Linked DNA regions of Mus musculus: all the other regions are linked to region 2. Evidence: chromatin loops called from intact Hi-C (ENCODE). Cell type or tissue: left cerebral cortex. All regions are shown on one strand. Region 1 overlaps Pcdh7 (protocadherin 7). Region 2 holds the start of Pcdh7 (protocadherin 7). Region 3 overlaps Pcdh7 (protocadherin 7). Region 4 overlaps Pcdh7 (protocadherin 7). Region 5 has its middle 240 kb from the start of Gm22536. Region 6 overlaps Pcdh7 (protocadherin 7). Region 7 overlaps Pcdh7 (protocadherin 7).

Region 1 (4,000 bases), 320 kb before region 2:
ACAGGCCAAGTATTCTCATTGGATTCAGTCAGTAGCCCTGTACACACATACACAGAAACCTTTTAATTTTTATGTGCAAAGCCTAAGCAAAATGCATTTTCTAATAAATGACAGTATTTCTGACTCTGAGTAAGTTTCAATTAAAATAAATGGTAGCCTCAAACAAGGAATGATCAAGATGGCTTCATTACAGGTAAAGGTGTCTGACATAGTTGTCTTTGCCCTTATGGGAGACAGCCAGTATAAGAAGATCAGGACACTACAAATCACATTGGTTTCAATGTGCACAACTGATAAACTCCGGAAAAAACTCAGGAACTAAATCAGCCCCCTAATAAATCTAACATATTATCTTCATAGTCTCTCTCTTTGCCATTTCTGTATTTATCTCTCATTACTAATGAGCACAGCTTAAACCATGCATCTAGAGAAGGGTAAAATGACAATTGTCCTATGCCTATGGAGCAATAGGAATGAGATAATCAGTGGGAGGCTGGGACAGCAGCTCCCATCACAGGAAGCGTTTGTCCAGCCTGTGCAGCTGTTCATGTTCTATGGCTGGTGCCAGAAGCAAAGCCAGGGAGGCCATGATGAGCAAGTTTTGAGAATACTAGCATGAACTTTGAACTTGTAAACTGGCAATGACATCATAGCACAGTGTATAGAGAGGGTATGTCTGGTTTTGAATATTTATCCTTAACAACAGCTGAGAAAAGAAATACACATGAAGTCACTCATCAGCCTAATCTTCCAGAACATTAGAGTCCATTTCATCTGGGTTTTTTTTCCCCCAATTGTTTATTATGTTGGCCTTATGAAATCATGAAGAAAAGAAAAGTTCAACAGCTTGGAAAATGATATTATTTAAAAATAATATAAAAAACCCTAAACCTTTCAAGTTATTTTGTTACCTTAAGACCATTAAATTTTAACTACCTATGTTTATCAGAATTAATTACAAATAAGCATCATTATTTACAGAATGTTTTAGTAGCAATAGTGACCTGTTTGGCTTCTTTTGCTTTTATAACAATTATTAAACAGTGCATATGTTGGTTAAAATCCCTATGTTGCATTTATAATGGATAGGTTTTTTTGCACAGTGGAAATAGATGCTATGATTAATTTTGTCTTCCTTCTTCAATTTTATTTGCAATAGAAATGGTTTATTATACTGGAAAATAAATATCATAAGAGTAACACTGTAAAATGTCTATACTGTTATAGTTTAGAAATTTCTGCTTATCTGTGCAATGAAGGCAATCAGCACAAAATGTAATAAAACTAGGTACATGTTCACATGTACGATTCAGAAAATATATTTAAGTGGATATATTAAAAACTTTTCCTATTAAATGAAAAGAACTATACATACTTTGAAAAACTTTCAAGCATTCAACAACCTCTTAATGTAAAAAAACTACAAACTTGTTAATAAAAACAACTCCAGTGGCGGAACTTGCAAACATAAGATGAATGAAGCTAGCCTGTTTTACAAAAACCACTCTCATAATCATCACAGCAACCCAAGCATGGGAAGCCCTTTGTCCACATTCCAGTTCTCTAACTGCCAAAGCTAGTTGTCCATGGAATGCCACAAACAAGCATGGGTGTGCAAAGGGAGTGTGCAAAGTGAGATGAGCTTTGTTTTAATAGGGAAGTTGAAAGTCCATATTAAGAGGCTATCTTCTATAAGATGCTTAGGAAACAAGCCTAGACTGGACTCTTTAACCTAGCTCGGGTAACCTGTGGAATGTCAGTAATGTAAAGCTCATATAATGATATACAAGTCAGTACATGGCTGGTAACAATGAACAGACAGGGGTTGCTGCAGATAACAGCACTGTGCGAGATACAAAAGATGAAGCATTAAATTCTCAATGAAAATAGATTAAAATCTCCTTTCAAGTATTTTCAGGGGTCTTAATAAAAGAACAGAAGTGATAAAGTATATAAAACAGGTGACAGTGCCCTCTTGAGGATGCTATTGAAACCTGACACCAGCATCCCCTCAAATCCTTCTGGTAAAACTGATGTTCCTTCATGTAGCACAGGATCTCTGTGCTTCATTTTTATGATTTTTAAGAAAAAAACCTCCCATCTTATAAAAGAACTAGCAACACTGATTCTTCTAATGTTACTTTCAAGCGCAGCCTGTGGAAGTCGAACACCAGGGTTTAAGTGGAACACTCCAGGTGTTGGGAATTAGGAGACAGGTATGTTACAGTAATTGGATACACAGAGTAAATTACTGCCTGCTACTGAAGGCTTCATTCAAAAATGTGCCACTATCAGACATCTGTAAGAAACTAGAAAATCAGAAACCAAATCTGACAAAGGCCTCTAAATGCTGTCATCATTTGGAAGAGCAGTCATCCCCTCTAGCAAACGGTGATGTCTCCTAAGTAAGCAGGGAATGGCCCGGCTTCTTGGTGAGACTTCTGGCTTATTTCCACATCCTGGAACCTCTATGCCCCTCTGTTTATTCGTGTTTGCCCTGAAAACATGCACATGCCTGTGTGCTCCTAGGCACAGATTCTGTGGACTTCCCTTTTAAACCCTGCCATTATTGAAGCTTTGCCATCACATAAATAATAATAATAATAATAATAATAATAATAATCCCTGAAAATTTTGATCTAGTCTCCAAATATTCCAAACAGAAAAGAGACACACCAAGAAAGCAGCACAAATTTTATCAGAAAGTCAGACATTTACAGATTACACCTTGGGGAATAAAATAGCTAACTAACAGATCAATCGAACAGAGAGTCAAATCGCTTTTCTTTCTTAAAGCTACAGTAGGTTCTGTGTCACCCCCTCAGCCAGGATACAGTCAGAAGGTACCTTGAGTTTACACATTCCTTCATGACTGTTTGCCTTTTGAAATGTCTCTATGGTTGTATTTCTTCTAGGACACAGAAGAATGATGAAAAGCGTAAAGGCAAAAATAGACAAAAAGTGAAAGGAAGTATTCAGGCAATTCATTCTGACCATTACTACCTAGACACCAAGCTGAGGGGAAGTGTGGGAAGACCGAAACTCCACCCCACGTACTGTGTTCATTTGTTTCAGCTAAAAGAAAAGTCACAAATACATTTCCACATTCTCCCTAAAGGATCCAAAACCCAGTGGATCTCGTAGTTATTTTCCATGCACTGTTTCCAAACTTAACTAAAAATAACCAGTTAATTATCTTCATATTCTTATAATTGTTTTTTAAGATAACAAATTATACTACTACGAATACTCACTTCTTTCGTTTGCTTTCCTGCTTAGCAGTTAGCAATAACTGTGACATGGAAGGGTGGTAGTAATTTATTGTCTTATGATTTTTCTGTCATTAATGTGTTTTTTAATCCATAAAAGGGTAAAATGGTGTCACTGACATTCTAGAATGAGGAAAGAAAAAAAAACACTAGTCAACAAAATATCAAATCAGAATCCAGGCTTTACAGATTCTCATAGGAGATCATTATATGAAAAGCCAGGAACTATAACACTTATGTAAAACAGTCATTTTTATGGGAATATCAAAACCAAGCATATATGGAGGTAGACATAAGTTGTGTCTATTTTCATGGAGTTGCATAAAATTCACAGACTATCACTTTGTCAGTCTTGAGAATGACTGAATCTCTGCGCAGCGGAAACTCTTGCCACCCTCAAATGTGGCAGCTGCTACACTCGTAAACCTCTTATTCTTTTGTTGTAGTAGCAGACACAACTATTACTTACTATTGACTTATTTAACTATGTAGACATCTTCTGTCACAGAGAGTGTCACCTTCACACAAGAGCTTTGCTTGAAGTTGTTACGTTTCTTCCCTTTTGCCCTCTCAAGATCAGATAGTTCTATTCTCTGCTCCTACCCAAATTCCTCCTCTTTCCCCTTCACTCATACCTTCACCATCTGAGAGAAGTTGTGGAAGCTTTCAGAGGTCCACTTTGTAAATCAAATGGCTCCTGGCCTCTTCCTGTACGAAGTCTGGAAGTTACT
Region 2 (4,000 bases):
TCTCTGTTTGCTAATTTCATAGCTTGGGTCACCAGCTATATCCTGGGTGAGTGGGGTATGCAAACTTCGGACTATCTGAGAGTCAATTACAGTTGCATTGGAAACACTTTCATTGACAAATACATGCACCAAAGTCGTAGTGGACTGGGAAGGCTGGCCACTGTCATTCACTTGCACAACCAGCCTGTGCAAGCCATAATGCTTCTGGGTGAGTTTCCCCACTAAGGAAACCACACCACTGGTGGAATCAATCTCAAACAGCTTGAAAGGATTCCCTCCCACAATGCTGTAGTTCAAGTCCGCATTGATGCCATCATCACTGTCTGTCGCTAACACTGTAGCTACTACTGTCCTGACATTACTTGAAGGTGGCAGCAACGTGTAGGAAATGTTTCTGGGAAGGGTAACTGTGGGAGCGTTGTCATTTTCATCCATCACAAAGAGAGAGACTGTGGCTGTGGCCGACCTGGGAGGATCTCCCCCATCCACAGCCTTCACTCTGAAAGTGTACGTAGTCTGATGTTCCCTGTCAAAAGACATTGTGGAGTAAATGGTCCCTGTGTCATTTTCAATAGAAAAAATGTTACTGTTCTCCTCTATGTACAGGCTCATCTCTGCATTCCGTCCCTTGTCAGCATCCATCACGGTGACCATCCCCACAGGGCTGTTGGGTTGTAAGTTTTCCTTCACATAAAAGGTAAAGACATCTTGCATAAACTTAGGGTCGTTGTCGTTTTTATCAGCCACCTGTACAATCACCGTGGTGCTGCCTTGCAGCACTGGGATGCCTTTGTCTTTGGCATTAACTTTAAACTCATACCTGTCAGTCTGCTCCCGGTCCAGTACTGTATTGACCAGGATGTCTCCAGAATCGGGATCGATGGCAAAAGTCCCCATCACTGAGGAGTCCAGTGAATAGGCGATCTCTGCATTCTTCCCGCTGTCAGCATCTGTCGCCAGCACTGTGGCTACCCTCTCCCCGGGAATGTTGTTCTCTGGAAAGTAAACCTCAACCACAGACTGGCCAAAGACAGGAGGGTTGTCATTAGTGTCTCCCACCTTGACCACCAAGGAATTGTTGCTGGAGAGGCTGGGACTGCCAGAGTCCACAGCTACTATGACCACGTTGAACTCCCGGGTGGTCTCATAGTCTAGTGGGGCTGATGTGTGCAGGAAGTACTTTTTCTTGTTTTGATCGCCTTCTGTGTCGCTGGCTGGCTTAAGCTGGAAAGGAACGTCTCCCACTACGGTACAGGTGACTACCCCGTTCTCGCCTTGGTCACGGTCGGACACCTGAACCAGGGCGATGGGGGTGTCCACCAGGACATCTTCGGCTACGTTGGCCACCCCGTCCTTAAGTGGGATGCGCCCTATCTTGCGAATTTCGATGGAGGGAACGTTGTCGTTCTCGTCTTTGATGTTGAGGACTACGGTGGCCTTATCAGTCTTGGGGGGCTGCCCGCGGTCACGGGCCATTACTGTGAATCTCAACTGGTTCACTTCCTCGCGGTCGATCCGGTGTAAGACACTGAGCCAGCCCGACGTTTCATCCAGGCGCAGTAGCCGTCTTACCGACTCGGTGGCAGCCCCAAATACATACTCGATCTGTCCATTGACCCCTACATCCAAATCGGTGGCGCGCAACTGTAGGATGGGGGTGCCCGGAGCGCTGTTCTCAGCCAGGTCAGCCTCATACACGCTCTTCTCGAAGCGGGGGCTGTTGTCATTCACGTCGGTGATGAGCACCCGCAAGATGGCCTGCGAAGACCGAGGTGGGTCGCCCCCATCGCGCACTCGGAGGGTCAGCTCATAGGAATCTCTCTGCTCCCGGTCCAGCGCCCCCTTCACGATCAGCTGCGGTTGTTTCTCGCCGTCTGGAGTGTCTGCCACCTGAAGCTCAAACACACTGCTTCGGCCACTAGGACTCGTCCCGCCGCCACCCTCAGGCGCGTCCAGCCGCCGCTTGGAGCCTCCAGAGCCGCCGCCGCTCGCGCTGTTCCCGCCGCCCCCTGGGTAGGGGGCGCTGTCCGCCGGCCCCAAGCGCCTTCCCTCGCCGCTGCCGCCGCCACCCCCGGGCTCCTGGAGCAGCTCGTAGCGTTCGATGCCATTGCGACCAAAGTCACGATCGGTGGCCGTGGGCAGCAGGTAGAGCGTGCCTACAGGCCGGTTCTCCTCCACCGTGAGCGTGAGCACCGGCGACGGGAAGGTGGGCGTGTTATCGTTGATGTCCAGCACGATGACCCGACCCTCAAACAGGTCCACCCAGCTCTGTGAGGGCCCTATCACCGACACCTCGAAGTCCAGGAAACATTCGTTCTCGTCGAAGATCATCTGACATTGGGGCAGCTTTTCTCGGTCGATGCGCCGCTCACTGGTGCTCAGCTCGCCGGTGAGGTTGTCAATCTTCAGATACTCAGAACCAGACTCAAGGCTGAAAGTCACCTCGCCGGAGCCGGTCACGATGCCCAGGTCCGAGGCCACATTGCCGATCCGCACGTCGGCGGGGCCCTCCTCGGCCAGCCGGTACCGGAGCAGCTGCTTGGCGGCGGCCAGGCTGAAGCAGAGCGGCAGAAGGAGACAACAGCCCAAGCACCAGCCGCGCGCCCATCCCGTGGTCCGCATCCTCAGCATCTTCTCTTGCTGCTGCTGCTACTGCTCCTTCTAACCACAACCCCCCTCGGCACCCCCCTCCTCCGGGGCTGGCCGCCTGCCCTCCCCTCGGTCCTCCTCTCCGGGAAAGGAAGAAACGAGAGGGAGGGGAGGGAGGGGGCCAGAGTAGCGCGTAGAGTCGGCCGATGGGAGGGGGGCAGCTAGAGATGCTTCTTTTTTTCTCCTCCTGCTTCTTCCGAAAGTTATTGTTTCATAATTCATGCAATGGGTGCTAATCGCCCGCTCGCCGGCCACCGTTTACTCGCAGTACTCACAGTTCACGGGACACTGCGCGCCACGGGCTCGGTGCCCCCACAAAGTCATCCCCGCAGTGGGAAGATACTGAGATCCAGTCTCCAAGCCCTGGGAAGGGGCCGGAACCGCTTCTGCAAGAGGGCGGCGGAGCCTGGTAGCGGACTAGAACAAACCTGCAGCCTTCCCCGCCTGACAGCAGCGTTAGTCCTTACTGCTACTCGAGTTAAGTCCAATTCACGTTCCAGCTACTCACTCTAGACCCAGGCTCTGTTTAGGCTCCCGAGGTCCAGACAAACCTGAACCGCTTCCTGCTTCAGGCTCTGGGGCGAGCAACAAGCCAGTCTTAACTCTGACTCCTCTTAAGCAGCCGGGAAGCCACTCAACATATCTTGAATGAAAAATTCCACGGCAGGTCGCTTCGGGCAAGGTGCAGCGAAAAGACGCCTCGCGTCACAGCTCGGTCCGCGACCGGGTGCTCCCGGCGCGCCAAAGAGCAGCCCGAGCCATCTTCAGAGACGCCCAGAGTCGGTCGCTTCTCACCCCGAAGAGCTCCGGTTTCTCTTTTTTTCTTAACAACTCTGCGCAAGGTCATTAGTCACGAAGCCGCCGCCTGAAACCGCAGCAACCATTCGCCCGCGGGGGCGAGAGCCGAACCGTGCGCACCGCGCGGTGCCCAAGTTTGGATTCTCAGCCGCAGAGTCCGTGCCTTCCCTCACCTGCATTCGGCCCGCGTGTTGGAGCAGTGGGATCTGCAGCGCTGTGCGCGATTCAGGGAGGAGATTGCAGCCTCTCTCTCTCTCCCCGCTCTCTCTCGATCCCTCCCCTCCCTCCCTCCTTCTCTTTCTCTCCTCCCTCCTCTTCTCTCTCCTCCCTCCTCTCCTTTCCCCTTTCCCCCCCTCTCTCACTCTCTCCAGCACAGTCTCTCAGCTTCTTCCAGTCTCAATGCGGGGAACTCGAGCTGAACTTGATCCCTTTGCAGTTCAAAGGTGAGCAAGCCTGGCTCCGTGCATCCGCGCGACACTGGCCCGGTGAAAGCTCACGACCGGGCACTCCTAACGGCAATTAACAAAGATGCCCAATTCTGTCCGGATTTCCA
Region 3 (4,000 bases), 150 kb before region 2:
GTGGAGACAGAGAAGAACACTAAGCTAGTTATTTTGAACAATGTCCCTAAGAGGACAGATGACCATCAAGTCAATTGGGTTTATTAGTATTTGTAGACTTATAATTAAAAAGTAGTTGTCCTGCCAGACACTATGGTTCCTTGTTTTTGCTAGATTTTTGTCACAACACGGGGATGAGTATTTATCAATCCAATATTATAGTAGCAAGGTGGTCAGAGAAATATGTGATGGTATGTCTTCTGCAGGTTAGATTTGAGGATATAGTAGTAGGTCTTGTGTGTAATGGCATTACAAGATCAACAGAGTCTGAACAGTAGAAAAACTGCATGAAGCAAAACCCAAAACATATGATCCTTCCTACCTTTGCCAGCTGGTCTTCACGAGATAAAAATAAACTACTGAGTTAATCCTCTGGAATGTGGGTATGTTATATCTACCACCATTGACTAAATTATATTAACTACACCCACAAATTCAAATTTCTCACCTATTCCTAAGACTTAAAATCACCATGGGTGTTGCAGTATAAAGTAACCATAAATAATTTTTTTAAATTAATTTTTATAAATATTTTTAAATGAAGGAACCTCCCCCACACATTTACTGAAATATAAGCAATATTTGATAACAGAAAAATTCCTGAGTAAGAGCTAAATAAAACACAAAAGATGGCCGGGTGATGGTGGCACACGCCTTTAATGCCAGCACTTGGGAGGCAGAGGCAGGTTGATTTCTGAGTTCAAGGCCAGCCTGGTCTACAGAATGAGTTCCAGGAAGCCAGGGCTACAAGGAGAAACCCAGTCTCAAAAAAAAAAAGAAAAGAAAAGAAAAGAAAAGAAAAGAAAAGAAAAGAAAAGAAAAGACAAAAGATGAAGGAAATAATAACTGATATCCAAGTGGAAGTAGGAAGAGGAAAAAATAGAGTGAGAAGACACTCAGATTTGGTTACATAGAAAATGCTTACAATTGCCATGAAGTACACAGCCTGGTAACAAGATGTACTTGGAGCACCTAAATCAGAAAAGTCTGTTAAAGGGTTAGTCAATGCCCAACCAAGACTGTGCTTGAAGTATATCATTAGGTGACAGGGGAGTATAAATGAGTCACCTCACAGCTCTTCCTTCCTCAGACAATAGCTTCCAAATGACGCCAAAGTGTGATCTTCATGTAGGTGCAATAGGGAAATCAACCAAAGCTATTTTTGTTCTTCCTCAATGGAATAACACATGGAGAGAACAGTCTTTGTCAAGATAGGCTTTAAAAATACACCTCCATAGAAACCATGTATGATAAGGAGGAACATTTTCTTGTCTTGAATAAAGAAAGATGAGATGCCAAATATAAAAGCTCCCAAATAAGACATTCAGTGTTTCTCCTTTCTTTTATTTGTAATAATGTTATTCAGCCTAATTATTTTTTTCCAGTTGATGTACGCTAAGCTTCGATTTATTGGCTAAGGTCTGGACATCTTTCCTTTGACCCTGTTCACAAATTTTTTTTACGTGAAGTTCTAATGTCACTTCACAACTGTCTGCCCAGCACAGTATCATCTACTGTATCTGTGTTCTCTTGTCAACAGAAACTGGCCCTCTACCTTGTCATATTGTCATGCTACATGACAAAAAGAGATTTAAGATTCTCATGTGATTCTCCAACCTACCTAAAAAAGTGATTAGTGACATTTCTCCTTTTTTTGAGTTTTATGTGTTTTTAATTAGCTTTCATTTTACTAATGTTTTTATTGCTGTGCATGAGCTCTTTCTAAAGGTAAAGTTTCAGAAAGAAAAATATCTTTACAAAGAAGTCATCCTATACATCTGAGTGCCAGTGCTACAGACAAATACATCTGTCAACATATGGCTATGCAGATGTATTGCAACACTGGAGGGTTTGACAGCTTTACATTGGATATGCTCTTGAGTAAAAGAACAAATTGCTTTTGTTTGCTTCTTAAAACAACAAGCTTCTTCCTAGGATCAAGAATTCTCCATATTAGACCCTGGCTTTCATCACTCACACGTACATAAACATGGATTATGTTCCCCATCAGAGTGTTTATCATTTAGTTATATTGTTTAAATGCACACAAGGCACAAAAAGAATAGGAAAAAAACTGAAGCACTAGGAATTGCTATTACCCAAACAGAAATCTTTGAATATACATCATAAAATGGAAGGCACTGAAGAAACATCATCAAAGAAGCTAAATGAGAAAATATGCAATGCTTCCTCATAACTGCTTAGGAAAAGGCAAGGATAGTCAGCCAGAAACTTGAGTCAACAGCATAATGTTTAAAATTTGAGCTGTGGAATCTGACATACCATTTAAGTTTCAGCTGTGCCATTTTGTAGGAGCCTAACATGCAAATGAGCCTAAATCCATGCTTCTTCCCCTTAAAAAAATCACATTATAATAGGGATAAATAGGATGATTGTGTAAAAAAAGCCTGAAATTTTGGAAAAGCGTAGCTAAGTATAATAGCATCACAAGGAAAATATCCATAGCACCTGGTGTCATTAATTGGAGTCCTAGTGACTACTGCATGGATTTTTACTTCTGTCAGAATACATTTCTAATAAGATTGATGAAGAGTGGTGAAAATGATAGTTACTACAGGGCATGTAATGATTGATAAGAACTATTAATAAGAACTAATGTGTCCTCAAACTTGACCCCTTTCCAGGGACGCATTCTATGATGTCCTCGTATAGAAACACCAGCATGATTAACAGGCCTAAACACTTAACAAACTTCAAAAACATCATGCATATTTCAAACTCAAAAATGTGCCATCACCCCTTGATAAAGTTTATATACATTTTTTTGCATAGTTTCACAATCAAGCTGGAAATAAAATGAATGCTATGTTTCCCTCAGGTGATCCATAAATGCAAAAGGAACCGATTGGCATATTCACACTGTACAACCTGTCTTCCAGTTTGTCACAAGGAAACGGGAATTCGCTTGACTCGCCCAGCCTTCTGTGGGACCCTGTTCGAATACAGCACTCTGCAGGCCTTCGATGGATTCACCCACTTCTAGGCCACGGTTTTCCTTTCCTCCAGAGAGTGAACACCTTAGATGATGTGATTCAGGGTAAAACACACACACACACACACACACACACACACACACACAACAACAACAACAACAACAACAACAACAACAACAACAACAAAAACAAAGGAAGCAAACAAACAACAATCACAACAAACACCAAGCGACAAAGCACAAAAGACACTGGGGCACAAGCCATTCTAAGCAATGCTACAAGAGGCCATCCCATGGCTTCTTGTCAATATTTTGATATTGGTTGCTCTCAAGTACATGACAAAAGTCCCAGACTCTTAGAAACCCTACTATAAAGCTTACATATTCTCCTTCTGCTTGGAGGATATTCTTTAAAACTTGAACAGTTTTCTGGGAAGGGGCCTTTGGGAAATAGTAAATTGGCCCCTCACCTTCACCCCTACCTACTTCTACCTTCACACACAGGCTAATTTCACCTGGGACAACCAAATCAAATCAGCACTGAGAGTTCAAACCAGCAATAATTCTCAATCTGTACTTTGTGTTTCAGGGAAGCCACAGAGAGCTCTGATCCATGGACCTGTACAGAAGCCTGGGCTGACATATCAATTTGATCTCATCACCCTGAACAAACAGAATCTCGAATGCTACCCACAGAGCAACCAGCAAAGGTGTATGGAAGAATTTTTCTGTTTGTGCCCCATGAAACCTAGTTTTACTTCACACATAAGGGTGGCGTTATTTCACTTTTGATCCCCTAACAGAAGCCCAAGTCAGTGTTGTAAGGGGAAAAAAAAATCAAGAACAAAACTATAAAACAGAATGCAAACCACAGATACCCTGCCCTCGTAAGTGAGGGCCACATTCAGAAACTGTTTCTACTGGCTCTGGGTGATTTTCTCTGCCTTTCCAAGTCTGTTCTTCTGTAAATGATTGTCTTATTGCAGCTTACCATGTAAGGATTTCTCT
Region 4 (4,000 bases), 370 kb before region 2:
TTCACACACTGACAACTATCTAAGCTTTAAATGTTTAAAACTAACACATTTCCTTACCAAGAATAAAGAAACAATGACCTGTACTTTCTAGGATGACTTTCTTACTTACTTACTTACTTACTTACTTACTTACTAAGATGATTCTCAGATAAAAAATTTAGTTGAAATAAATTTAAGTGTAACTTTGCTGTTTTTTCTCACACAAAGGCATAAGATCCTTTTTCATATATCAATTTAGTCGTGAGCAACAAATTTGATTATTCCTAAACTATTATCTATGTTTTCCAACAATGAAATCATTTATTTTTAAAAACTCTAGATACAGTTTTAATTAAAGTATATGAAATTATAAATTTTGGTAGCATAATTATAGGCTACTGAAAGAAATTCTAAATTTGCTTTGCTTTAATTGAGAGAGTATGTGTACTTTTACCAAGTATTTTAGGCAAGGTGAAAGGAAATTCTCATTTAGATGCTTTTTATATCTCTCAATTGCTTCCTCCCCCTCTTTATTTCCAGAGTCAGTGACCCAACCTAGTATTTTCATGTAAGCTTGATCACATTTCTATTTTGGATAGGTGACTTAAAACTTAAGAAAGAGGCTATCTTGTGCATCTAAGCTAAAGCTACTCTGGGGATCAGAAATAATTCCTCCCCAAGCACCTTAACAGAAAAAAAAAAAAAAAACTTCATATATTATAAATGAATCAGGATGCAGATTATTAGAAATAATCCACTATGACATTGAATCTCAATCTGTGATTCATGACCCCTAAGAGTTGAATGACCCTTTCTTTCACAATGGTTGCCTAATATCATTGGAAAACATATATTTACAATAACAATTGTTATATTTCAGAACAATAGCAAACTTACAGTTATGAAATAGTAACAAAAAGAGTTTTATGATTGGGGGTAACTACAACATTAAAAGTTGTATTAAAAGGTTGTAGCATTGGGAAAGTAAAGAACAACTATCACATAAGTTATTTCATTATTTATTAAGGCGTTTATATGGTCGGGCAGATTTTTTCCCTATATGCTAGCTTTTACGTTACCTTCAGCCCTGTGAAGATGCTTGAGCATTTTTAACGTTCCTGTTGAACAATTTTTTAAAAATCAAGCAACAGTGTGTTGATTTATAGTCAAGAGTGAAATAATTATTTTGTAAAATCTATCAGAATAAAATGCATTGATCTAATAATCAGATATGCAAATCAGCCTACAAGTTCAACAAAATAATTTCTGAATTTTATATGGCAAGATCCCATCAGCATTTTGTATCAGTGTGTTCAGTTGTTTACAAAGGACATCATCTCTCTCTCTCTGGGGCATCTCGGTTGATTATTTCATTTCCAGAGCTTAATACACTAGTGTGCAGCCATCTGCAGGGACCCGCTTCTTTTCCCTTCAGATGGTATAGTGTTTGAGTTTCATATAAATACTGCAATAGTTTTGTCTCCCAGGTACGTGCGTTGGAAACACAGCCTATGAGACAAGTGTAAAGCAGTGAGATGTTTAAGGGGTGAGGGAGCCACGAGGGATCTGGCCTCCTGACCTAATGAAAGAACACCTTCTGTCCAGTCTGTGGACAGACTTTCTTCATCTCACTCTGGAAAGACATAGCAAGACTCTGCCTCCATCAGTTAGCCTTTCGAACTGTGAACTAAAGTGTTTCTCTTCACTACTGTAACAAGTTTCCGGTACTTTGTTATAACAGCAAGAGATGGAGACAATATCTATGAAAAACAAACAAACAAACAAAAACCAAAAACAAAAACCAAGAAAAAAAAACATTTATAGCAGTAGTCAATGATATAGTGATTCATTAAGGCAAAACAAACAAACAAACAAAAAAACCTATATACAAAACCATTTCCATAAGTTATTTTGTAAGATAAAATGAGTACAGTTGTACCCTAAGAAGCTCTTTAAAGTTGCTGCAGAGAACAGCTCTGTAGCTGTGAACAGACTCTCAGTAGTAGAGAAATGCTACATAGCCCCCTAGTGGGTGGACCCATTGAGCTCCTTTGATCCATTTGGGTCCCTCACCATTAATCATACTCCTGTTTTATACTTCAGGGTGAAAGTGAAGGTGGCACACAGGGACTCACTAGACCAAAGGAATATAATTTACCCTAGGTGTAAATGCCACCATGGGACTAATTTCTATAAACACAACTAATAGCCTAAAATAAAAAAAGAAAAATAGCATCAGAGATATCTAAAGCCACAGTTGCCACCATGAGCAAATCATAAACTATTATACAAGTCTATAATTCAGTTTGTTCTCTAACATTTGTACCTTCCCTATAGGTCAGGGTCTTTTGTCTCTGCAAAGATAAATGCGTGTACTGTTTTATTTTGTTACCTTGATGCTATACCTTTTTGTTTGGAATGACCAGTTTGGCCATCAGTACTTCAACCCAAGGATCTTATCTTTGCACATAGCAGAGAAGTTGTATGATAAATTGGTATTTGATACTAACTTCCAAATAATGGATCCCTGAAGCAAGCTGTTTTGGTCAAATGAATCACTGGGCTCAACTTGGATGCTTTTAAGGATTAAAAGGGAGATGTTCTTTGGCTGCAGGCAGTGTTTTCCAGTAGCAGCCTTCAGCTGAACCGTCCATTTTTTGTTATGTGTTCATTATCAGTGGTATCTGAATGCAGGGCAGGATTTTTGCTAAAGCTCTCCCAAGTTCCATTTGCCTCTAACAGATGCTGTGAAACTGCTCCCAGTCCCCCGGCTGGATGTGTGTGCCTTGCTGATTTGCTTCTGTTTATCAGAAATGCTTCCTGTTATCTCAGTAGGACCTGTCTGTGATTCTGCAGGATAAACCAAAACAATTTTTTAGCAACAAAATACACATCTCAACTCAAAATCCATTGTGAAGATTTTTTTCAGCCTTTATGACAGGCAACATATGTGATGTAGCTCTTCATTGATTTGTTTTTACATGTTCTTATGTAATATCTGGGTGAAAGACAGTCCATTCCCTGCTACATATGAAGCTAGAGACATGAGTCCCACCATGTGTGTTTCTTTGATTGGTGGTTTAGTCCCAGGGAGCTCTGGGGGGTACTGGTTAGTTCATATTGTTGTTCCTCCTAGGGGGCTGCAAACCCCTTCAGCTCCCTGGGTACTTCTGATATGTGGAACATTCACCCTTTTTCAATGCTAATTTCCAGAATTCTTTCCACATGCATTAATTCAAGTACTGCTTGGGACACTAGTAGACAAGAATCATCACTGTTTTAGAATGTGACAGTTGAAGAGACGTCCCCAAACACAGAGATGAAAATGAACTTGCAGTGCATGTCTTATGAAAACATGTCTACCATGAATCGTACGCAAGGATGGAAGGTAAAATATCACCTACAGATCACAGTTATCAGCTGAACTCGTAGGCTAACATGAATGACCTAACTGACATACACTAGTTCCTTTATTATATTGAATTAGCTTATTTTGTTAATTTCATGCTTTCTCACATATGATATTACTTAGTTTGTTTTGTCTTATATTGTTATCCTTTAAATAATTAGTAATTATAACTTTACTATGCTCACAGTGACAACGAGTTAGTTATAGGAGAGAACGAACATGGCATACCATAGGGTAATAATGTGTATAGTGGAGTCTCTTTAAAAAATCTTACTGAGTTTTAAGTTAAAAGATTTTTCTTCAACTAATGTATGTATAGCATGTAATATTGTATAACATACATGGAGAGATTTTACTCTAACTTGCAGTATGATTTCTATACCTTCCAAATAAACCTCTAACAGATAAATGAAGTTCCCCTGTTGCTAAGGAAATTCAAAGTTCTTTTTCCACCTAGCCACATCAAGATGGTCTTGGAGGGTATGTTTTTGATGAGCACCCAGAAACAGAAAGAAGTCTTTAAGTCATTTTCTATAGCAAGGTCTATTGTGTATCCTATTTAACAAGATGGATTCAAAAATATATTTCGCCTTTTGGCTATCACACAGGGCA
Region 5 (4,000 bases), 460 kb before region 2:
CCCTAGTGCACTTGTTTGCAAACTGCTGAATTTCTAGATAACTCCCACCATGTTTGAGGACTATTTTTGATACTGTGGATCTGGTGCTGAAATGCCTCTAAAGACTCAACACTTCTTTTTCTTTTTCTTTTTTTTTCTTCTCTCTTTTTTTAAATTTCTTTCTCTTTTTTTTTCCTTTCCGTTTTGCTCACAGCATGACACACACAGTAGAAACAAGAAGATGCCTGACTAGCAATTTCTTATTTTGTACAGTAATTTGTTGTGTTGAACCTAGACCTCTCTGTTTCCTGCCTACAAAACAGTAAAGAGCAACGCAGTGAAATGCAAATTAATATGAAACCCAAATACTCTACTTAACAGCTTTCAACATAGTAGACTCAATTGCCAAAAAGAACAGAAAGCGAAGCTTCGCTGTGCCGTTAATTATGCTTTTCTTGCCTGCCAGGAACACTTTTGCCATTACCTAGAAACTGTAAAGAATTGTTTTATTTCATCCAGAAAATTCTGGGTAATTTAATTACTGTTTATTTCTGTTTTAACCTCATCTGCTTTGGTTTACATAAAATTCAGCAACTTAAGCAAATACTTTTTTTAATGGCTCTGTTCAGATACACAGTAGACTAAAGTCTGCTTAGTGCCTTCAGTAGCATCTACCTAAGTGAAAGCAAGGATTGACTCTTCTCTTATGGCAATGGGCATCAAGTAAGAGAGCATCCAGTTTTCTGTTCATTGTATTATTAGGAATAGCCTTTTGCATACCCAACTATATAAATTTATACTAGTAAAATTTGAGTATAATGTAAATAGAACACATGTATGTGTGGGAAATCAATATTGCAGATAATTGAGCTAGTTGTATAATGTACTATGTATACCCTGAGCAAATATTAGGAAAATATGAACATTTATATTCAGAGGCTAAACTTCCCAGTTATTTTCATCCTAGGTGTGATATTAAAAGTCTTCTTTGTTTACTTCAGAGTCCTTCTTTGGAAGAAAACTTAAATTAAAAATTATAATAATAAAGTGGGAGATATTATTATTAACTTTTATTCATTTAATTTTATTCTATCATCAGATGCTTAAAAACCAAATCATATATTTTTAAATGATTTGGATAATTTTCCCATATCAATCAAAATAGTTTGTAAAATCACTTTTATTATTGTATTTTTTAATCAGATTACATAGGGTATGAATTATTAGGATAATCACCATTTCTATCATACTTCATTTTCACACAGAAGAACAGAATAATACTTTTTAGTCACCAAGATCATGAAAACAGGATCATAGCATGGTCATAAATTCCGTAGCTGCCTTCAACCTTCATGGTGACTGCCTAAAACTCAGTTGAATCTAGCCCAAGTATTCAATTACAATTGGCTATCTGATAAATCTCCACTTTACTTTTCAATATGAGAACACATGCTGTCCTTTATATATACTAAAGTGGCATTACTGACCTACCATCTGCCTTGAGAAATTTTTCGTGTTAGGAGAATGGATTTTCACTGATCCATATACACCTGGCTCCTTTAGTAACAAAGAGCATGCATTTTGGACACAGCAGGTCATAGTTAGGGGCATGCTGGGTGGTTATGGAACAGGACACCGTTACCTGGCTCCCTACAGGACCTGAACCTTGGCATCATTAGGAGTCTGCTGTAATGTGCTGAACGCAATAGTCACTAACAAGCCTATTGAAAACCCCTAGCATGTGCTTAGCTGTCCACAGTGAATGCACCCTTTTTAAATTCTAGCTATCATAGATTTTTCCATGACAAAATATTAAACTTGCGTTTGTACTTTCTCCTTTTAGAAATGATTTAAGTCTGAAGCTGCATGAATGGTTAATGCTTGTTCCAGAAGTCATAGTTTTTTGTTTGTTTGTTTGTTTTAATGAAAAATCCTCTTTCTCTGCATAGGAAAATTTCCCTCTGAGTTCTTGGTCAAGGAGCCACCAGAAGCTCCTAAAACAATAGAGACACTTGCTTAAGACACTACATGCTTTGGATCTAGAAAGTAGATATTTAAAGATGGAATTCAGCTGTCAGTTTTTTCCCACTAGCTAGCATTCAGAGGGTGAAAGGCAGTACAGACTGCTACATGAAAATAAGCATCAAAATCTTACTCAGCAGTGAACCCTGAATTCTACAATAGTAACCTTTTAGGCATAATAGTAACATGATTGTTCAGGAGGTAACCAATTACTTTTTTATCAGAATTTAAGCCTCTCTAAGAGAAACCTAGTCAACATCCTCCCACTGGAGATGTCACAAGACTAATAGGAGCTTACGGTAGATGCCATGGTAAATAGAAGGATGGACAACTGCCTTCTGAGTATTTACATTTATACCATTAGTCCAGTGCTTCTCTCAGTCTTGTTCAGAGAAACTTATTTTTCTCAGTGAACAGATGGCTAACTCAGAACTGAGAATTAGTAGCTCTTGCATGCTCAGATCTAAATTGGACATTGACGTCACCTTTACTAAGGCCCAGTGAACATCATGGAAGCGGGGACTGAAGAAATCTGAGAGTTAGAGGATGGTAAAAAGTACCAGTGTCATTTGGCATGGTCATTGTAGCCATGGCTGCTTGAGTAAGACCTGCATACTCCAAAGCAAACCTGCAAGTAGAAGAACCACCTGGGAGGGACAGAGTGCTCAGCAGCAGGGGGAATCAAAGAAAAGAGGGCACAGAGGGGTGAATGTGATCACATTGCATTGTAGACATGTACGGAACTGCCAAAACTTAAATGTTAAAAAAAATAAATACAATGTACAAGTTTCCTAAGAGATAGCTCTGGCCTTTTGTCTTTTAGATCATTCAAAATATTTTGTGTTCTCTCTGATTTTCTGTGAAGACTCTGGCACTCAGAGTAAGTCTCTACGAACACTAAAATTGGTTTTGGTCTTTACAGTCTGCTCTTGTTTTCCCTATCAGAAGATGACTGTGGTAAAGCACATGTCCTCAGCCCACACAGTGGAAATTGATGCAAATACATTTGGTTTCTCCATACTCAGAGAGGCCCCAGTGGTTTGTCCACACTCAGACACACTACTAAGCACAGTTGGATGTATTTTTCCCAAGTCAAAGGCTGTCAACCTCTACCTTTTCTTTTCTTTCTCTTCAGCTTCCTGTCACCCATTCCTCAGCCTGTGGAAACATCCAAAAGTTTTTTTTTTTTTTTTTTCTGTGACATCCTGTTGAATTTCTTTTAGGGGAGTCTCCTTTTCGTGCTTAGGTTTTCAGTGGGATTTGGGGAAAATAATTAAAAGACTGCTGGAGACAGAGGCATGCACTGGGCTCTGGGGCTGACTCTGCTGGAGACAGAGGCATGCACTGGGCTCTGGGGCTGACTCTGCTGGAGACAGAGGCATGCACTGGGCTCTGGGGCTGACTCTGCTGGAGACAGAGGCATGCACTGGGCTCTGGGGCTGACTCTGCTGGAGACAGAGGCATGCACTGAGCTCTGGGGCTGACTCTGCTGGAGACAGAGGCATGCACTGGGCTCTGGGGCTGACTCTGCTGGAGACAGAGGCATGCACTGGGCTCTGGGGCTGACTCTGCTGGAGACAGAGGCATGCACTGGGCTCTGGGGCTGACTCTGAAGCAGAGTGGTATTTCCTTGTTTCTTTCTCTCTCTGAAAAGATTGGGCCTGGAGCCAGGAGCCTTTTTCACTCTGCTTCAGATCAACTGAATAGTGGGCACCACACCCTCAGACACAGGGAATTCTTCCCTTTGTAGCTCTCTCTGCCCAGTCATTTCTAACTGCTTGATGAATTCCCTGCTTCCCATAAGTACAATTTACTTCTCCCAGAACTATATCCAAGGCTTTAAAACTGTTGACAGCCATCAGACTGCATATGTACAGATTTCCAACTGCAAAAATGATGTCTGAAATGTATACCATGTAATCTAATGGGAGAACTACGGAAACATTTAGGATACATAGCACATGGTTTTATTGTAATATTTTAAAATCTAATAACATAC
Region 6 (4,000 bases), 400 kb before region 2:
AACAACAACTCCTGCAATATGAAGCTCTACTACATATATAGGCACTGCAAAAGTGCGATTTTTGTCAAATACTGAGTCAAGTTTATTTGGCATTACGTGTAGGGTTGAGTAGAAGAGTAGTGAGCAAAGCATTAGAGATGTCTCATAGTTGTTTTTCCTCCCCTACAAACACTTTTAGCAGAAGTGTAAAATAAATCATCATAAAGGTTAAGTTACATCAAGAATTGAATTGTCATGTAGTAAGATTAGTTTTGGACAAGGGCAAATCCAGGAATTTGAACTTATTCAATTAATTGAATTTTTAAAGTAGCAAAATCCATGCTATTGATTCATTTTCCTTTTCAATAGAGAGATCTTGAAAAACTATAAAATTATGATAATTGACATGAGTATTTTTCATGTGCCTTCTCAATCTCTTTGCTTTTTTGGGTTGCTCATTGGACTGTTTCTCAAAACACACAGAGCAGCTTCTCTGGCTAGAAATTCCCCTGTAAAAACAAGCTCTTTGTGAGTGATTCCATTAGTGGTCTTGATTGAAGAGGCAGACAAAGACTTAAACCTCTGAGAAAGGTTTCCAGTAAGCATCAAGTTCAGAAGTACTGTGAAGAGATTAGAGTTCTGAGACTTTGGGTAGGCCCTGAGAAAACAAACGTTCATGGGGAGAATTTTAAAACACTACAGGATGCTGCTTCACAACTACGGTCAATAGGTTGATCAGTTGACACTGCAAATGGCAATCATGATTAAGAGCAAGAATGTTGAAGAGCTCAGCGTGCACAGCCAGGACATAAAAGGGAAAGGGAGGAAATGACCTCTGCTGACCAGCTAACAAGACTCAGTGAGCAGAGAAAGGTAGGGCTGAAAATCAATGAAGCAGCTCTGGATGTGTTTGCACTGTTGATTGCTGTTTCTCTTTGAAATGTTTGCTTTTATTTACTTCCTATTTATTTGGGGAGTGTTAAAACAGCACTGATGGACCTTCTGGAGGCCTACAAAGAGCAAAATAAATAAATAAATAAATAAATAAATAAATAAATAAGCCAGTTCTGGGCACACTCTAATGTCTGCAGTCCACCCTGCTAAGCTGTGTGGGTTTACTGCAACCTTCAGGACACATGTCTTCTGGCAGTCTTTCTGTGGTAGGAAGAATTACACCATCCAAACATGCTGACATGGAAATCCCTGGAACATATGAGCAGGTCAAGTAACATAATGAATGGAAAACAAGGTCCTCCCCCAAACCCCTGCAAAAAAAAAAAAAAAGAACAAAAAAAGCTTAAAATTGTGAGTAGGGAGGCTTAAAGATACAAAATTATTTGTGGAACATCTAAGCACTCATTATAACCACAAGGGGGGCATTGAGAAAAGGTAGGAGGCAGAAGAAAAGCTAATATCAGAATAAAATGAAATGGAAAAGAGTCTACCTGCCACTGTTGTCACTGAAGAGAGGAGCTAGTTAGGGCTACAGAGCCACCATGTGGGAAAGCTCTAGCATCTAACAAAGACATGGAAATAATTTCTTTGAGACTCCAGAGAAAGAAAAAACATGGATTTCAGCCTTCTAACATTTGTGCAAGGTTTTTGACCTATTTAGTTCTATTCAAACTGATTTTAAAAGTTTTAAGACCCAAACTTTTTGGTAAATTTCATAGCAGCTGTAGGCACTAGGTACATATTACTATTTCTCAGAGAAAAGACAGACTGCTCATATTTTACTCACTGGATGAAATAGAGGGGGAAAACTTACTCTTATTACACAGTTCATGAATCATGTGACATTAAATTTCAAGTATCTAGTTGAAAATCTTAAAACTTTCAACTTTGCTATGGTATTTTCAAAGGACCAGTCAACATTTTCCAATTTCATTTTGTCCAATAAGACACAAGCAACTAACTTTTCAAGGGTAAACCTGAAGGCTTCTCTTTCCTAACACTTCAGTTATATTTGTCTGTAGGATTCTTAGCAATGATAGCTAAGCTATTCTAAAATTAGGTAGCATGAGTCTCAAAATTAGAAAAAAATAAAACTCACATTGCCTCTAAGCTGTAGAGAGGCAGGCACTGTGGCCCAGTACTTGTGACATTTATAGAACGTGTGCAACTTTGGGATCATTTAGGAACAATAATTAGAGTATGACTCTCTCTACGTTTTAACACCTCTTTCATAGCTTCATTATAAATTCCAGACTCTGCACAGATGGCCCTACTGGGTCTTGGTTATGACGTCCTCTGTACTCTTGATCTCTTTCCCTTCATTTGTGTTCTCCTTTGCCCCTCACCAAGCACATCCACTAATGTCATCTCTATGAATCCTGTGTCCTTTCAGAACTGAATGGCATTAGTATGTTGTTTATTCATTTCCTAACTAATGTCCATCTTTTACAAAGCATTAAAATATCAAGCCTTGGTGTATAGCTCAGTTGTAAAATACTTTATTACCCTATACACAGCTAGGTTCTGTCCTCTGCATCACACACACACATGCACACACACACACACACACACACACACACACAGAGAGAGAGAGAGAGAGAGAGAGAGAGAGAGAGAGAGAGAGAGAGAGTTAGAGTGAGACAGACAGGGAGAGAGACAGAGACACAGAGAGAGACAGAGAGGCAGAGAGACAGAGACAGACAGAGAGACAGAGGCAGAGACACAGAGAGAAAACAAAAGAGACAGAAAAAGAGAGACAGAGAGAATAGAAAGACCATATGCAACAGAATATTTAGAATATTGAATATTTTAAAATAAATTGTTTGCCATTAAATGCCTTTTAATACAATCTAATTCAATTTTAATATGGACATGATGGTACCTGCATTTGAAATTTTACTTTTAGCCATTATTTAAAATTGTACTTCAGAGGCTAGTTTTTTCATTAAAAAATAACTCAGACAACTCTAAGTGCAAGAGTCATTTTTTTACATGCTCTATAAACATTTTAGAAAGTCTACTGTAAATACAGTTCTTATCTTGGGACATTCTGAATTGGTAACTAATACTAATTACAATTTTCTAGCATTAGGTGTAATTGTGATGAGATTTCACATATCCCACTGAAGTCCACTGATAAATTTTGATTTACTTAAGTGAGCCAAATAACTACAGAGTCTTTAGAAAGGGAGAACTTACTGTGACTCCTTAAAGTCATCTAGACAGTAAAATGGAGGTCACATTTCAAATTGTCTAATTGCACTCCCTTTCTGATGCCTAAGTATTAATCCGTCACAATGTCAAATTATATACATTTGGACTCCTTTGGCAAAACTTGTCTGTGCTTAACACTCTCATAAGTATAAAAAATTCAAGAGTGCAATTAGCATGTCATCTCTCCTGCAGATGATTTAAGAAAAGCATGAATCAGAGTTTAATAGTCAACAGAATTTCCTAGAAAATCATGGCAAAATTGTGGTACTGCAACAATTCAAAGACTGTACAGTGGGGCTAGCAGACAGTGACAATCAACTATTCATCTCCACCATCTGCTGTGCATGCTTTTATTTAAGTCTTTTTTATGTTTGTGTGCATTTTTGCTTTTGCCAATGTTTTCAGTTTTGAGTTTGCCAGCAGTTGGCCTCACATAAGAAAATAGGTTTCATGGTGTAAACAGATTTTCCTGTGTGTACAGTGATTTTGTTTCCCTGGCTATTCTGCAGCACTTAAGCAAAGAAGACAGGCAGAGGAGTTCATTTTCATAAGTTTTAGTAGATTGGCCAATGTATCTCTTGCAAGTCAAACAAATCAATTGTATAAGGAAGAGCAACAATAGCAAAGGAGAAAGCTAAAAGGATTGCAACAATGTAACACTCACCAAAGCATCTGCTTTGCAAGGTTTCCCTTAAGTATCCCACTACAAATTCACACGCACTGGATTAACCATTGGCTTGTACTCTGAGTACTTAAGACCATCAGATAGAAATCGCTGGCGAGGTTTGCCTTTCAACCTGTCAGCCTTCATTATTCTGCAAATAAGCTGATGACCAGGGGATTTCAGTCATGT
Region 7 (4,000 bases), 120 kb before region 2:
ACACCTGTCAGTGCACACTATGAAACACAAGCTGGAGCCTACAGCAATGTAGACCTGTCAGGATGAGTCTTCCATGCTTCTTTGTCTACAAAGCTCTTTCTATAATTGAGGTCACTAGGTCACTGTGTATAGCCTTTATTTATCTGTCCCTTCAATCAGTATGGAAAATATGTGTTGCCATGTAAGTATATGATGACTAGAGCAAAGGAAAATCAGACATCTTGGGGTTTATCTTACTATATTGTAGTTCTCTCTCTCTTTTCTCTCTCTCTCTGTCTCTCTGTCTCTCTGTCTCTCTGTCTCTGTCTCTCTGTCTCTGTCTCTCTCTCTCTCTCTCTCTCCCTCTCTCTCTCTCTCTCTCTCTCTCTCTCTGTGTGTGTGTGTATGTGTGTGTGTGTGTGTGTGTGTGTGTGTGTGTGTGTGTATTCAATGATTTTGTTGGTGGTGTTGTTCTTAGAGGCATGTTGTTTCTGAGTATGTTACCCACTACACAGACTACATATAAATTACTGAAAGTAATTAGACCAGTATTTCTAATAAAGTCATTCCTCTTTCTACTATATTAAGGAGAGTTAAAATAATTTCCAAATTAGAGGCAACAGACAGCAGAAATTTTGATCCTTAGCTAGCATTTTCCATATCCTCATCTTTACACTCAACAATATGCCCCATGTCCTTGCTTTTTCTCCCACAGAAACATTGAAACTGTGGCTTCAGACTCTATACCCCTAAAAGAAGTATGTTAATGTCTGAGTACTTCTCTAGAAGTGAGGATCATAAACTGATAGTCAGAGAGATAACTCATCTGTTATTTAAAGAAACAGAATTCGCCATGGCGTTTTTGGGTGACAACAATCAATTTCTAACTATGGAATGTATATCTAGAAGATGATTGTGTTCTGCAAAACATAGGGGGATACAGAGAATCTGCGGTAAGACAATCCTGTGCTGGAACACCCTGCCATAGATTCCTTCCTCATATTTTTTAGAAGAAGTACTATTTCATATATTCCAAGTGGGCAATTGCAAGCCTGCATTTAGAGGTCAAAAATTCAAGCTACCAACGCTTTCTATCTATTTGTGCGTACTGCTTAAGGCTGAAAATGTTTCAACGAGATCACAAAATCAAATGAGCAAAACAACTATCATAGAATGTCTAGAGGGTGAAATTTTGGAAAGATTAAACTAAAATACCATATCAAGAAAGTTCCGGGGCTGCATGACATAATGTCCTTTTTAATCAGAAAGGACATAGAGCTACAGATGAACAATGGCATAAACATTTAATTCTATAACATAGAAACAATTTACCTCCTTGAACTTGTTACACTGAGATTACATTTGCAATCATTTTCCTTAGACAAACATCTTGGAAAAAAAATATCTTCCTAGGAACCCATTGTGAGGTCTTAAGGTAAAAATATACTGCTTCCTTCATTTTCTTTCTTTGTGTCTGTCACGATCTAAGATTATTATATCGAAAGTGCCAAGTTAAGCTAGAAAAATTAATGTTTCTGTCTTCAATTTAATTCTGTTGCTTTTACAGAGGACATTAGAACTATTCTAAAGTATTCTTGACAGGTGCAATATTTCAATATATGTACATCAAGATCCACTGCATTTATGTAAATCTTTTCATTCATCCCTTCAGTGTAATTTTTAGTTATCATTTCAAATGTTCAAGCACAGAGATTTCAATATCCTCAAATGGGGGATTCTCTTGCATGGCACTGGATCCCTGTACAAGAGAAATAAAATCACTGCCTCTGCAGTGAACGCAAAAGGGGGGAGGGCCAAGAAATAACATGAGAGCAACTGTATGTCCTTTTACAGCTAGGAGTTGGCTTTACACATTCCACAACTCATAAATAAACAGAAGAGTCCTGTGAACTGTATGCAGATGGCTGGGGCTACACTGGAGGCTTTTGTGATGCATTTGGTTTCTTTCCCTGTCTTGCCATCTCTTAAAATATCTACCAAGGAAAAAAAAAGTTGGCTTTACTCCACAGAAATAGGACAAGTAGGATCCTGTAACTTACAAATTGCTCCCTGCTTGCTTAGACCTTTAGAATGCTTGGAGAAATCCATTTTTCCCCTCTCATTATTGCTCACTTAAAAATATCTGCCCTCACAATGGGCAGGATAATGCTTTATGCTTTAAATATTTATTGCCTCTTTTTTTATGGATAACACAATAACGGAAGTATGGTGAGCGTAGCCAAGCTACATGGTAAGAGAGTGAAGGGAAACACAGAAGAAAAAAAAATCCCACAAACCACATGAAGGAAGAAAAGATGAGCTCAGCCACTTAGAGAAGCAAGTTTAAGGTTACTGCACTGGCATACCAAGCCCACGGGAAAGAAACAGTAGGAAGAATATGGTCTTCTCCCAGAGCAGTGCAGAAACAAGACCCCAAAGTCAAGTGGAAATGCTCGGACTGGCATTTCTTTTTTATATCCCTACCTGATTCTGCCAGGGAAATCCTGATAGGCTGGCAAAGAAATAGATATATATTGTATATATATATGCGCACACACACACTGAAATCGGAAATGCATACCTGTATTTACCATCAGTTGACCGTTTCAAACCATTTTTAAGTATACTTATTCTTTCCGAGGTGTTCTTTCTGTCTCTCTGTCTCTGTCTTCCTCTGTCTCCCTTTGTCTCTGTCTCCCTGTCACTGTCTTCCCTCCTCCTTTCTCCATCTCTCTTCTCTGCTCCCCTCCATCACTGCTATAGCAACTGCTATCTGCTTAGCTAGTCATAGTACTGCTTTTTTCAACAGCAAATGCCTAAAGGCTTTGGCAATGCAAAAAGTATTGGCATTTTTTCTGATGGATATTCAAAAATCTATATTACAATTGCTAATTCAGCATCCATGAGTCAGCAAGAGATACGCTGTGTCTTTAAAAAGGCATGAAGGTTTCCAGTCAAGCCTTTTAAAGCTTTACAAATAACATTTCAAGAGGTCTGAGAATGTGGACTAAGATAGCAGAGGGCTTTTAGTACCACACTGCTCCAGGATCCTTTGATTTTATTACTTTTGCCTTTGATGATGCTCTTTGTACTCTCCTCTGTTTTGTTTTGATGACTTTGTGGCCTAATGCACTGAAATAAGACAGCAAAGTCAAAACCTTGTAGCCCTAATGACAAAGAATAACTTAGTAGATGACCTTGAGTAAATATTACCTTTCCTCACCAGTTTCTATGGCAAAAGACATTAAAAAATAAAAGCTCCCTAGGACTATACCATCTAATGGATGGGCAAAAAGATTACTACATACTTATCTATTAGCACGATTTGAAATGATGTGTATTAGTTTCTTTGAGCTAGACTTCACTATAGGCATTAAGCATTTTTTGACTTACAGACAACATGTGCGCAAACTATAAACACTCCCATTTTACACATGAAGAATGAAGCTTGAGGTCTGTGCACTTGGCTTAAGTTAGCTAGACTGTAAGCTCCCTTCTCCTTTCTTTATGTTGTATCATCTTCTGCTAATGAATATGACAATGTAGTCACAAAATATTTAGCAATTATCATTAGCTTGTAATCGATTGAATAAGTATAAATACCATATAGGACATAACAGTTACCATGTGTAAAATCCTATCTGTAATAATATGTAATTTTATATGCACTAATATAATATGCCATATAGGATTATATATAATTATATCAAATATGTCATATGTAGTCATTGGTAATATCTATTTTAATTTCAGAGACTCCTTTATACTACTGTTTCATTCTTATATGATTTCTCAGGTCGACATCCAGTAATATGTCACTACCTAAAAACAAATACCCAAAATGTTAGAATGAAAGGAGAGGAAAAAAAAAAAAACAGAAATATCGAAAATGTGACAAAGAAAAGCCAAAAGGAAAGAAAGCTAATAAACAGAGAAAGGAAAGTGATCGTGATATTTTTTCTTACAAAGCCCCACTAGTGTTAGATGATCATATGTTTGTAACTATGGACTGTTTTGTACA

The links. Peaks named below come from ENCODE experiments on the same cell type or tissue, not always from the same donor. Only the 100,000 strongest peaks of a DNase experiment are listed, where the experiment ranks them.
Region 1: a loop joins it to region 2, with 3 times the contacts of the local background. A loop is called at or near these places in 3 of 42 quality-filtered maps.
Region 3: a loop joins it to region 2, with 2.7 times the contacts of the local background. A loop is called at or near these places in 5 of 42 quality-filtered maps.
Region 4: a loop joins it to region 2, with 2.5 times the contacts of the local background. A loop is called at or near these places in 7 of 42 quality-filtered maps.
Region 5: a loop joins it to region 2, with 3 times the contacts of the local background. A loop is called at or near these places in 2 of 42 quality-filtered maps.
Region 6: it touches region 2 in a loop (4-fold over the local background); 2 of 42 quality-filtered maps call a loop at or near these places.
Region 7: a loop joins it to region 2, with 2.4 times the contacts of the local background. A loop is called at or near these places in 2 of 42 quality-filtered maps.

The regions. Positions count from the first base shown.
Region 1 is chr5:58,038,055-58,042,054 of GRCm38, reverse strand. All of the region lies in intron 2 of Pcdh7 (protocadherin 7), which reads right to left. Among named protein-coding and RNA genes, the nearest start is that of Pcdh7, 320 kb to the right of the region's middle. In left cerebral cortex, a CTCF peak has its summit at 1,982 (motif pointing left); a DNase peak (open chromatin) is centred at 556.
Region 2 is chr5:57,717,736-57,721,735 of GRCm38, reverse strand. Pcdh7 (protocadherin 7) reads right to left here and starts at 3,655. Exons shown (of 3, transcript NM_001122758.2): 1 at 1-3,655. The coding sequence starts at 2,631. It overlaps 4932441J04Rik (RIKEN cDNA 4932441J04 gene), which reads left to right and starts at 3,817. Exons shown (of 5, transcript NR_015588.2): 1 at 3,817-3,890. In left cerebral cortex, a CTCF peak has its summit at 2,015; DNase peaks (open chromatin) are centred at 2,370, 2,678, 2,991, 3,716 and 5 more places; H3K4me3 peaks cover 4,000 bases; H3K27ac peaks cover 3,738 bases.
Region 3 is chr5:57,868,957-57,872,956 of GRCm38, reverse strand. The region is part of intron 1 of Pcdh7 (protocadherin 7); the gene reads right to left. Among named protein-coding and RNA genes, the nearest start is that of Pcdh7, 150 kb to the right of the region's middle. In left cerebral cortex, no CTCF peak of the experiment used is centred here; DNase peaks (open chromatin) are centred at 1,167 and 2,279; H3K27ac peaks cover 351 bases.
Region 4 is chr5:58,086,318-58,090,317 of GRCm38, reverse strand. All of the region lies in intron 2 of Pcdh7 (protocadherin 7), which reads right to left. Among named protein-coding and RNA genes, the nearest start is that of Gm22536, 330 kb to the left of the region's middle. In left cerebral cortex, a CTCF peak has its summit at 1,999 (motif pointing left); no DNase peak of the experiment used is centred here.
Region 5 is chr5:58,174,208-58,178,207 of GRCm38, reverse strand. No RefSeq gene overlaps it. Among named protein-coding and RNA genes, the nearest start is that of Gm22536, 240 kb to the left of the region's middle. In left cerebral cortex, no CTCF peak of the experiment used is centred here; DNase peaks (open chromatin) are centred at 350 and 2,476.
Region 6 is chr5:58,116,226-58,120,225 of GRCm38, reverse strand. All of the region lies in intron 2 of Pcdh7 (protocadherin 7), which reads right to left. Among named protein-coding and RNA genes, the nearest start is that of Gm22536, 300 kb to the left of the region's middle. In left cerebral cortex, no CTCF peak of the experiment used is centred here; a DNase peak (open chromatin) is centred at 2,112.
Region 7 is chr5:57,839,821-57,843,820 of GRCm38, reverse strand. All of the region lies in intron 1 of Pcdh7 (protocadherin 7), which reads right to left. Among named protein-coding and RNA genes, the nearest start is that of Pcdh7, 120 kb to the right of the region's middle. In left cerebral cortex, no CTCF peak of the experiment used is centred here; a DNase peak (open chromatin) is centred at 1,932; H3K27ac peaks cover 286 bases.